Regions from separate parts of the Homo sapiens genome. Here all the other regions are linked to region 1. A link is a contact called in ENCODE Hi-C or POLR2A ChIA-PET data. All regions are on one chromosome and are shown on one strand. Each heading gives the region's core, a stretch centred on a gene start or an enhancer-like site at or near the end of the contact. The rest is flanking DNA. Distances are from core to core; before and after follow the strand shown.

Region 1 (3,884 bases), core at 826-3,325:
TGGCTCACTGCAACCTCTGCCTCCCAGGTTCAAGCAATTCTTGTGCCTCAGCCACCTGAGTAGCTGGGATTACAGGCATGCACCACCACACCCAACTAATTTTTGTATGTTTAGTAGAGACAGGGTTTTGCCATGTTGGTCAGGGTGGTCTTGAACTCCTGGCCTCAAGTGATCTGCTCACCTCGGCCTCCCAAAGTGCTGGTATTATAGATGTGAGCCAACACGCCCAGCCCTGGGATGAAATCGATAATCAGTAACAAAAGGAAAATTTGGAAATTCTCAGTTCTGTGCAAATTTAAAAACACACACAGACACACCCCTAAATAAGCAATAGTTCAAAGAATAAATCACAAGAGAAATTAGAAATGAGTGAAAATGAAAACAAAAATACAACATATCAAAGCTTATGTGGTGTAGTTAAAGCAGTAGTTATAGGGAAATATACAGTTTAAATGCTTATGTTAAAAAATTATTGCATGTATATTATACCTAAATAAAGCTGATATTAATGTAGAAAGAATTGGTGGCCCATATTTTTGACTGTATAAATTTGCATACTACCATATATTTGTAGTTGATAAGTTTTCTCTGATTGTGGTATAATTCAGGAAGAATTACTAATACTTTCTTTTTTTTTGAGACGGAGTCTAGCTTTGTTGCCAGGCTGGAGTGCAGTGACACAATCTCAGCTCACTGCAACCTCCACCTCCTGGGTTCAAGCGATTCTCCTGCCTCAGCCTCCCGAGTAGCTGGGATTACAGGCACGTGCCACCACGCCCAGCTAATTTTTGTATTTTTTTTTTTTTTTTTTTTTAGTAGAGACAGGGTTTCACTATGTTACCCAGGATGGTCTCAATCTCCTGACCTCGTGATACGCCCACCTCAGCCTCCCAAAGTGCTGGGATTACAGGCGTGAGCCACTGCGCCCAGCCCTAGGAATTATTAACACTTTCAAACCACATGTAAAGTTCACTGAAAAAAAAAAAAAAACCAACATGGTTTTTAAATTGTGTTAATAAATATTAAGCTTGTAGTTAACTATATGCATGCTAAAGTAGTTAGAGAAAAGTGTACTGATGTTTGCAATTTACTTTGAAATGTAATAACAACCAGAACAAAAAATAAGATGGGTTGATAGATAAATAGATATGTGCTAAAAAACAAGTGTAATAAAATTATTTTGGTCTTTTTGTTTCCGTTTTTTGAGACAGGGCCTTGGTCTGTCACCCAGGCTGGAGAGCTAATCATAGCTCATTACAACCTCAAATTCCTGGGTTCAAGTAATAAAATGTTAATGGCAGAACCAGTTGATATGTTTATGGGTATTCACTATAAAATTCTTTCACTTTTGTTTTATGTTTGAAAAGGTTCATAATAAAATGTTGAGGAAAAAACCGTAAACTCAAAATGTCATTCTGACCCTGAACTATTTACTATTCCATAATTTACTAAGTTAACATCCTACTGATCAGAAAAAATTAATATTTTCTTTAAGGAGCCCTAGCTCTTTTCTAGGCAATACTTTCTTATACTTTGGGAACTTGATGTGTTATATTATAGGTAAACATTTTGAAAACAATCACCAGAGAGGTGTTATACAAGAGCATAATGATATTCTATGAGGAAATAGGATCTTATAACCTCAGGGTCAAAATTCCTAAGAGACTCTTCCCAGAGACTACAATTATATTATTTATATATCATATTATTATATTGTATATTATTATTTATATTATATTTTTTAGGGATTCAGATCAGCTTACTTTATGTCCCCTAATTTCTGTAGAAAAACTTGGGAAGTAGGCCACATGTAGACAAATTAATAAATTCATGCCTGCTCAAATACAGTTCATTTTTCCATCCTGCCATTTTCCAGCACTGTATTACTTCTACAGATCTTGCTCTTCTATTATGAGAAGGCAGTTTAGATGCCGCTAAACTCATTCTCTGCTCTGCCCGCATAATCCTGCAAAGCTGCTGGTGTTGAGGCTTCAGTGTTCCATGCAGAGTGATTTTCCAAGTGATGAAGCAGATTCTAATCAGTCTAAGATCCAACTACAGACTGGGAGTTGGACCTCTGCCACCTTTCCCTCCAGCTCTCGCAACACAATGGGGAATTCCTGTGAGGATCACTGGGTACACTTCAAGCTCCCCTGATCCTATGGCCTCATTCCAGTCACAGATCTTCCTGTCTGGAGCATTTCCGGCCCTTCTGTCCTTTGGCTTGGAGAGTTCAGCTCAACCTGGGAAGGGACAGAAGACTTTGGGGTTATCAAAAGCCTGTTGAATTATCTGATGCAAGACTAACTGGTTTGTTTGCCTCCCTGGCTCTCTTCCTGAGCTTCAAAGCAGCTGAGAAAACAACTTTTTTCTAAGTCTTGGACAAGGAGGAAAACCCTGGCATGAAGGATTTCTGTCGCAGACACTTGGCATAGCTAGAGGAAAGGTTTGTTTAACTTACCAATGGGTTTTATTAGCCTAGGACTCCAGTTGAAGTGAGATAATAGGGTCCCTGTAGAAGGACATTTCAGTCAGTGGGCTTCCTCCCTAATTTCTCGACAGGACCCTTGCATGCAGATGAAAAGCATCAGACACATTCAACAAGGAAATCCCCACTGAATTTATCAACGACCACGTAATCTTGCTGATCATGAGGGAGACTGAGACAGGATTAAAAAACTAGCAGGACAGGAAATTGTGTATGGATGCAAAGTCATATTGGGGAGCTATCTACTTCAATTGCTTCTTGCTGAACTTCTCTTTGCTGAACGTATTACATTGTCTCTGGGCCCCACATCTTATAGCAGATAGCAGGGATAGAAAGAAAGCCAGTCCTACCACCTGTCCTTACAGGAAGAAACTCTTCTGCTTATACTTTTCCTCTGCCAGGTCATTTCACTCTTCCTTTCACCTCCCAACCAATGTGAGATTTGGGGTTGGGGTGGGAAGGGGAAGGAAATAGAAGAGAGGAAGAATTCATGACTGGTGTACAGGAAGCCTTCCTGGCACAGGAATTAGAGAAGAGAAAGTAGAAGAATCAGTGCCAGCTTACCCTCAGCCTCATGGCCGCCTATTCATGTCTGCTTTCCTGGGCCACATAGGCAAAACTCACTTTTTCCTAAGGTTGGGGCTGTATTGCAGGAACTCATGTAAACTGCCAGGACCAGAAGTCTATAAAAGCAGCCTCCAGGCCGGGCACAGTGGCTCACACCTATAATCCCAGCACTTTGGGAGGCTGAAGCAGGTGGATCACCTGAGGTCAGGAGTTCGAGACCAGCCTGGCCAACATGGTGAAATCTGGTCTCTACTAAAAATACAAAAAATTAGCTGGGTGTGGTGGCAGGTGCCTGTAATCCCAGCTACTCGGGAGGCTGAGGCAGGAGAATCACCTGAACCTGTGAGGCGGAGGTTGCAGTGAGCCAAGATCACACCACTGCACTCCAACCTGAGCAACAAGAGCAAGACTCCATCTCAAAAAAACAAACAAACAAAAGCAGCCTCCAGGGTAGCCTGTGCCCAAGGTTCCTGACATCTCTGTGCTGCCTGCTCCACACTGGCCTTCCTAGCCACCCATGGAGAAGGACTGGGCTGGGTTGCCTCAGATGAGGGCCACACCTATACTTTAAAAAGGAGGACCCAGACACTATCCCTAGAAGGTGTCGCCATCCTGGAGAAGGCCTGGGGTGACTATGCCCAGCACTTTCTGTTCTGTGGCTCCTTTTCCACTTTCTGAGCCTCTTGGAAGTGGGATCAGGCCAGGAAAAACATGTGATGCTATAGCAAGCTGAAACCAAAGACTTGACTTTGGGCCTGGCCAAGCCAAGAATCTTGGCAGTGATTGACTGGGAAGCCTGCTGTTTTCTATGGCATTTTCTGAGTCCCCT
Region 2 (3,884 bases), core at 572-3,071, 200 kb after region 1:
TAGACCTAGCCGTGGATATACAAATAAGAATTTGCCTCAAGAGATACACAGACTAGTCCAGGGTTTCTCAACCTCCGTACAACTCACATCTGGGGCCACATAATTGTGTGGATGGCCCTGTGTATTGTAGGATGTCTAGAAGCATCCCTGGCCTCCACCCACAAGATGCCAGTAGCACCACCCCACACACAAATTGTGACAACCAAAAATGTCTCCAGCCATTGCCAAATGTCTCCTGGAGCCAAAATCACCCCAATTTGAGAACCACTGGTCTGATGAGATAGATAGATATGCAAATGATCATTACGGCTCAAAGAAGCCCTACCATGGAGACACGAACACAGGCCCATGCACAGAGGGCACTGGAGTTGAATTCTGAAGGATGGGTGCAATTTTTCCACGTAGAGACTATGCTGGAGAGAGGATATTCTTGGCAGAGAAACAGCATGTGCAAAGGCACAGGGGTACCACAGAACAAGTCAGTTGCCTGACATGGCAGCTACTGGGTAGGAACAAAAGGAGATGAGGATGAATGGGGGCTGGCCCCAGTGTCTAAAGGGCCTTGTGTGACTGGGATGCTTGCACTTGATCCTGAGGTTAGGGAAAGCAAGAAGGTTTGTAAGCTGGGAGCATGATTGTTGGCATGATGGCATGACGAAGAGAGGAAGCTCTGATGACACTCCAGGAAGAGATGATGTGGGCTTGAATGAAGGCATTGGTGCTTGGGAAGGGAACAGAAGGGGCAGGATTTGAAAGCTCTTTCTGAGGCAGAACGTGCAGGATATCTGAGTGGAGATGAAGACAGGGAATAAGCCCAGCGCTACAGAGCTGATGGAATCCTGGTGGTTCGGTCTTGGCATTAAGGCTTTTTTCTATCCCAGAAGCATTCTGGAGTTTGGGCTGTGCCCACCTTGTCTGGGAAGATGAGGCTGTGGGGACACCTTTACGTCAGGGTGTGTTTCTGCTCATCCCTCCTTGTTTGCTTTTAGATCAGGCTCATGGGAGATGTCTGGTGGACAGAACCCCCCACCCCCTTTAGGAATTGCATTAAGGACATGAGCTGCTAATTTTGTCGCTGTCAGTGCCTGGCAGGCAGATGGCCCTGAGCCTCAGTTTCTCCATTTGTGATGGGAAGAGAACTCCCCGCCCCATCTCCCAGGATGTGGTGCGTGTGAACAGGGCTGTTTCTGTGGGTGGTTTAGACCCCCGTGGGTGCTTGGCACTTCCTGCCTGCAGTTGGTGAGGATCGTGAGCAGTTGTAATCAGGCCTGATAGGAAGGCCCCCAACTCTACCGCGGCCTTGAGTGGCTGCCAGCTCCATGACCAGGCCTGCTTCAAAACTTGCCTGCAAGTTATTTTTTTCAGGGTGTCTGGTTCCTGTAAACAGGCTTTCCCAAACCCTCTCAGGCTCCAAGAACCCGCTTTGGCTGTGCATCCCACTGCCGTTCATGCTCCCCAGCCCAATGGAAAACCTCAAGACAATCCCACTCCATTTGGCTTCATGCAAGCCCTCCCCTCCAGCTCCCTCCCCCCCTGCCTTCCCAGGTAAGTTAGAGTGAAAGGAGGGAGTAGGAGGCTGGGATGGAGACACCTTAGAGAGAGGCTGGCCCCACCAGGCAGTCATGATGGTCTCAGGCCTGCTATGTAACACCTTTCCCCAGCACACCTACACTGGGTGGGCTAGGTGAGTGGGTTGTGCCAGGAGGCAAATGGTGAGTGTGTGTGTGTGTGTGTGTGTATGTGTGTGCGCCAGCTAGCTGCCCCCACTCTCAGGAGCCCGGTGCTGATGGTGATCTCTCTCTCTCTCAATGCAGGAACAAGGGGCTGCATTGTTAGCTAGCCTATCTCTTGGTTTCTGATTCACCCCGGGCCACGGCAGCCTGAGCAGGTTCACAGCTGCTCAGGGTTATACTTTCCAGCACATTTAGGACTTGGAACAGCCCCAGGTTTCAGGAACACATGGTGATGGGGGAGGGGAGGGGCTCAAATAGACGGGGTGTGGGGGAAGCGAGCTACTTCTTTCTTTCTTCAAGATGAATCTCCATTTTCATCATCTGATAGCAGGAACAGCATCTGAGGACGGCGGATGAATTGCAAACCTGCTCAGGTCGGGGGAGAGGGCAGGCGTGTGGGGGAGATGGGCAGATTTAGTTCATCCTGGCTGAGGTCTTCTTGTGCAGCCGTGTACCCTCTGACACACAGCTCTTGCTCCAGTTACAGCCTCTGCACAGCCAGGGCCTGCCAGGGACGCCCACCCGCGGGGCACTCTGGCATACATCTCGGAAGTCAGCCCCCAGAGTGGGCCTCTGGCTTCCAGCAGCCATGGCCAAGAGGGCAGGGAGGAGCTGGAAACCGGCCCTAAGAGGTGGGACGTGAGGAACACCAGCTTCCATCTTACAGATCGGCGGGGTCTTTTCTCTCTGTTGCTAGTGGCTGGCTAAGGAGGAAATCGAGACTATAATTTCCCAGCCTCTACCATCTCCCTATTTTCTCTGAGACAAGTAACTGCCTCACAGCAGACAGGAACCAGGTGACACTGCTGTCCCAAGCATTCTGCCCACATTCAACCACAGCCATTCATCCATCCATCTGATATCTGCTGAGGGCCTTCTAAGAGCCAGGCATGGTCCAGGTGCTGGCTTTTAGCAAGGAGCAGAACACAGTCCCTGTCCTGCAGGAGCCAGGAGAACCCACAGGAATGGCAGGCATTGACAGCACCATGTACAAGGGGCTCGGGCTGGGCAAAACCAGATTTGAGCACTGTCAGTGACTTTGAAAAGCCTGGACCCTGCTCACCTGGCAGCAGGCAGCCTCCTCCTCTGCTGCCATCTAGCTGGACAATCTGGGGCAGGGTTCTCTTGAGCCTGGTCATCTCAGCCCACCCACAGAGATGACTATAGGTATCCTGCCTACCTCCTAGGGCAGCTGAGAAACTCAAGTAAGATTTGTGCACAGAATCCCAAAATATAAAACCTTTGTCCAGCTCTCAGATTCTTCTCCCCCTTTTCTCAATGGGGTAACTGAGGACTGAGGCCTAACATGCAGGAGCCTGTATCAGAACAGGGAGGCTGCTGTGTGCTGCCAGAGATTGCCACCCCTCCCAGCCTCTCTGGGCAGTACTACACAGAGCTGGCCTCTGTGAGGGGTGCAGAGCAGCTCCGGGACTCCCACACAGAGCCCCTTTCTCCTGCGCTCTGGCCCAGAGCTCGCTCTCAGGGTCCTATAATTGAAAAGGCGACCGCAGGCCGGCAGTGTGACCTTTGGGCCTGCCTGGGCGGGTGACTGAGTTAGGCCCCCAGGTCCCCCACCCCTGAGAGGACCAGCCAGGCCCCAATTTTTCACAGACACAGCAAGGAAGGTGCAGCATGGCAGAGAGGACCGGGCTGAGCTCCTGGCTCCCAGCCCCCATGGGTCACTTGTCCCCTCTGCTCCACACTGTTCCCATTCACTATGCGGGATCAAGAACTACCACCCTCTCTTTGAGGATAGACAGGGAGAGAGGACAGGGTGTATGTCAGAGACTAGATGAGTTTGCAGCTGAATAAAAGGGTTTAAGCAGCCTGGTTAAAACAGGAAAGAGCCTCAGTACAACCTAGTCATAGTGCTGCCTTTGACTTTCTACATAGAAGTTTCTACAAAGATGGAATGTTCTAGAGTTGCACTGTCCAGTAGGACAGCCACTAGCCATATGTGACTATTGAGCACTGAGATGGAGCTGGTGTGACTGAGAAACAGAACCTTTACCTAAGTTTAAATAGCCACATGTGGCTAGTGATATCCATATTGGACATTGTAGGTCTCGCGGTGGGGGGAATGCTGAGGCTTTGGAGCCACAGAGATCTAGGTTCAAATCCTGACGCTGCAGCTGAAACTTAGCACTTCAT
Region 3 (3,884 bases), core at 863-3,362, 150 kb before region 1:
TTGTCACATTTCTTTTGTCACTGTTATTATATTGGATATCTAGAGCAGCAATCTTTTGAATCTATAACCCATCATTTTTTAGCATATTGCCCCAAAGTATGGAAAATTGCTGCCAAAAACTATAGTGCTACTATATAAAGTTATATAAAACACACCAGAAATAGAATTTTTAAAATATGAAGTGGGTTCTAGTATTTTTTCCCTACATCCCGTTGAGTCATTGTGATGTATTCCCACCACTTGGTATAGTTCAAATTTCTCCCTTCCTTGTTTTTACTGCAGAACTCTTTACTGTCCCAAGTAGAGTGAGACTGAAACCAAAATTTGAGCACTGGGTCCATTCATTCAATTGTTCATTCATTTACACGTTAAGTATGAAGCATCTATAATGTGAAATGCTTGCTGAATTTTCAGGAGGCCATAAGAACGGTATCAGGCTTGGCCTCTCCCCTCTCAAACATAAAGGCTAATTCTAGTGTTTTTCAGTTTTATCTGGTTGGAACCCTAGAATTCCTGCATACTGTAATGAAGCTAAACTTTACATCTAAACTGGCTATATGTATTGCACTACAGTGCATAAGACAAGAAAAGTTACAAAAAGAAGGAAAATCCAGAACGTGAGGCCCACAGACATGAAACAGTTGAAGTCACACTGTAGTACAGCATCTAATGAATTGCCAGGATGAGAGAAGCAGATTTTTAATATCAGAGGCATTCACAGAAAGGAGAGATCATCATGATCTTTGTGATGGAGGCTTGGACCACTGCCTTAGGATGTCAGGGCAGAACTAAGATGGGCCCCTTGGTTGGTCTGTCCTGACTCACTGTGTCTGCAGTGCCTGGATATCAGCCAGCAGACCACCTCCATCATTGAGTTAGACCCACTTACAAGGTGGCAGGCTATTAACCAGTCCCCTGTTCCACTGAGAACTTGCCAGGCTGGCCATCATAGCATGGTATAGGTTGAAGTAGCTTAGTACCTGTGGTGGATGACTGTTTTTCTCGGCCAGCTGTTTAATGAGCACCAAATGAAGTAAAATGCTGCTTGGTTCCTCTCCTCTCTTCAGACACAAACAATCGAGCACATCCTAGTGGAAGGGCCGTGTTGGGGAACTGGCTTTCTTGTGCTGATCATCTTGGTTCCCACATCCGTCCCTCCCCTCTGGGCTAGAGTTTGGAGGAGCTATTGAAGAACCTTGAGAAAACTGTTAACCTTGAAAGTTTAGTTATTCATCATCAAATATATTAACAAACGTTTGTAGCCAAAGCTTTACTGTCTATGGCAGTTTTAAATAATTATCAAAATCATGATTTAATTAATTTCTCTCTCCATTTTGGGTTGGCTTAGAGGAGTAGGAGATTGCAATTCACAAGTACTTTCTGGTCCTGTAACCAACTTGCACTTTCAAGTTCAGGTAATCACCTTGTCCTTTTCAGTTTATTTACCCATGACTTAGGTTAAAGTTGCCCATGCCTCTGGTGAAATTCACAAATGAAACTTCACCTAGCTGGGTTTCATATTTGTAAGAAATCATTTTTTTTCTCCATGAGAATGTGCAGGTCAGCTGAGACAAGCATGATTAATTCTAGACATGAATTAGAACAAGCCCAAGCTGAACAGCTCTCTCAGAGGAAGTCATCTGAAATTGGTATGTGTGACCCAGTATATCTTTTGACCAATTTGCATTGGAAACCACAGTGAGCATGGAAGAAATATAACCTTGATCCTCTGGCCTAATAAACATTCTTGCAATTCTAAATGTACCTAGAGTTTGTGACAAGTGTGTATTGGAAAACTCGTTGAAAACACATGAGTTAGTAATGTTCTCTTTCAGAAGATGAACTTGCATGGCCGAAGTGAGATTCCAGTGGGAAAGACCTGGTAGAGAAAGAGTGGGAGAATGCGTTGACCTCTGGAGGGCAGATTATGGCATGCCAGGCAATGGGTTGTGCCATCAGGGAAGGAATCTAGAAAGACGAGGAGACTCAGGAGAAAGGAGATGACTTCTGTTGACAGGTCATTGTTGCTCAGACTTAGTGCAGATGAGAAAGGAAATCCAGAAACCTACATGACAGCTCCTCTTGGATTGGATGAAAATATTGATTTTTTTTTTTTTTCCCTATCTGGAATTTGACAGGGTCAGTTCATGTCTGGGTTTTCAGCACTTAATACAGGGCGCTTTTGTCTTGGGAGGCGGCTGGACTGGTTTTTCCTCCAGGCAGGTGCACAGAGGGCGTTTATTGTAGCCTGAAACACAAACACCAAGCCCCTAGGCCCTGATCCACACACTCTCCAGTGTGGCTCAAGGAAATAAAGTGAACAATGTCTCTTGCAACAGGCGAGCACTGTAAATGCCACTCCTGAATGATATATTTCTTAAAACTTTGTATCCGTAACCTGATCATCTCTTAAAACTTAATTATATGTCAGAGAAAAGGAAGCTATTGGCTCCTCCAGCTGTCCAGGTTGAACGAGAGCACACAATGGAGCATATCCGATTCACAGCCTTACTTAGGTAATCAGATTAATATCTCCTGAATTGAATTTACCCTTTTGATATGGAGTCTTTCAGCTGCCTTGTTTCACATCTCAAATTCTGACAAAGCTGTGCGGCCTTTGAGTAATTTCCCTGAAATCTATATGTGGGAAGCCTGTACTTCAAGCAGTTTTTGGGACTTGCACCAATTAAATCTGTCTCTGGCACACTTTTAATGGCATGCTTTCCCCTGAGTCAACAACTGCTCCAAAATCTGAAGTCATTTGTTTAATTTAAAAGCAAAGGTTATGGAACAACCATTTCAAGCTTCACCAGCCAAACTCCAGTGGCTTTGAAAAGGGAGATGAGGCAGAGGAAAGGCTAATAAACTGGATTTCTTATACACAAAATAAATTAATTACTGTGTTTCTGTAAGCTAGTATCAAATCAAGTTTGTTCACACCCTCCTTGCCAACCTAGCTCTCCCTTTCTCTTCAAACTCACCCTCTCTGGGCTTTCATATTCACGATTGAGGCTCACCCTCTTACTGTTGTTCTTGCAACACAAACATCTGGACTGGATTTTTGTCAGCTGGAGTTGAGAGAGAACTGTAAATGATGCAGTGATTTTTTTTTCGTCCTTATTAAATTTATTTATAGCCAGTCTGAAGCCAGGAAACATGCTAGAGCCTTTGATTGGAGGTTCTCGAGGAATGTACGGTGGATGGTATTTTCTCCTGTTGTTTTCTAAATAATATCAAGGATAGAATTACATAACTCCCAACTTGAGTATTTTTTGCCCTGAAGGACCCTTTATTAGGACATTTTGCACATCAGAATTCTTCCATTATATTTGCTTATCCAATATGCCTTCTTTTCTGTCAGTGAGAGAAAAGGAAATGTACATGACAGGTTATTTCTGAAAAATTAGAAAGATGGAGAGTGAGTTTCTGGTTGTTTGGGACATGAACCAGTGGCATGAGTATTTTCTTTTGCCAAAGGGACACAACATGGATCCTATTTCTACCTCTTAACAACCTCTGCAATCTTAAAGCTGCCAAATCTCAAAGAATTTCATTCATTTAGTCATTATTTAAGATAATAAAAGGCCCTACAAGCAGCTTACGAAAATAATTTATAAAATATTTTTCTCTGCCCTTAGACCTTGTTAAATAACAATGCCTTGGTGTTTATAAAATTATTTAAGAAACAAAACTTTCTAGAGGAGGCTGAATCAGATGATGATTTCTTGAGGTCCCTTCCCAGTTCTATGATTTGAGATGATTCTTTAATTTTCCTTCACTGTCATTTATATCTGTGTCATTAAAAAAAAAAAAAAAAAAAGGGCTGTTTGGGAATGAGATTTGCTACACCCGTAGGCATTTTCTTCTTCAGAAAAGAGACTGTT

The links. Hi-C counts contacts between places; a loop is a spot of excess contacts on that map. ChIA-PET counts read pairs that join two places held with the same protein, here RNA polymerase II (POLR2A). Pooled maps may share reads with other maps.
Region 2: a loop to region 1 is called in a pooled map, with 2.0 times the contacts of the local background. The contact joins two enhancer-like sites. A Hi-C loop is called at or near these places in 1 of 168 maps with a recorded cell type or tissue (IMR-90) and 8 of 50 pooled maps. POLR2A ChIA-PET finds 5 or more read pairs at or near these places in 2 of 52 experiments (OCI-LY7 and activated T-cell).
Region 3: a map of PC-9 shows a loop between it and region 1 (6-fold over the local background). The contact joins two enhancer-like sites. A Hi-C loop is called at or near these places in 5 of 168 maps with a recorded cell type or tissue (Calu3, HepG2, PC-3 and 2 more) and 3 of 50 pooled maps. POLR2A ChIA-PET finds 5 or more read pairs at or near these places in 4 of 52 experiments (OCI-LY7, PC-9, activated CD8-positive, alpha-beta memory T cell and 1 more).

What each region holds. Positions count from the first base shown.
Region 1 is chr14:68,456,981-68,460,864 of GRCh38, forward strand. The region is part of intron 9 of RAD51B (RAD51 paralog B); the gene reads left to right. Among named protein-coding and RNA genes, the nearest start is that of RAD51B-AS1, 230 kb to the right of the region's middle. Within about 2 kb of position 2,076, at least 26 of the 41 ENCODE cell types and tissues checked have a DNase peak (open chromatin) inside an H3K27ac peak, as active enhancers do; they include PC-3 and PC-9, where a contact is called at or near this core.
Region 2 is chr14:68,653,415-68,657,298 of GRCh38, forward strand. The region is part of intron 2 of RAD51B-AS1 (RAD51B antisense RNA 1); the gene reads right to left. It also overlaps a transcript of RAD51B not described here. Among named protein-coding and RNA genes, the nearest start is that of RAD51B-AS1, 30 kb to the right of the region's middle. Within about 2 kb of position 1,822, at least 8 of the 41 ENCODE cell types and tissues checked have a DNase peak (open chromatin) inside an H3K27ac peak, as active enhancers do.
Region 3 is chr14:68,304,904-68,308,787 of GRCh38, forward strand. All of the region lies in intron 8 of RAD51B (RAD51 paralog B), which reads left to right. Among named protein-coding and RNA genes, the nearest start is that of RAD51B-AS1, 380 kb to the right of the region's middle. RefSeq lists an enhancer at 1,499-1,638. Within about 2 kb of position 2,113, at least 14 of the 41 ENCODE cell types and tissues checked have a DNase peak (open chromatin) inside an H3K27ac peak, as active enhancers do; they include PC-3 and PC-9, where a contact is called at or near this core.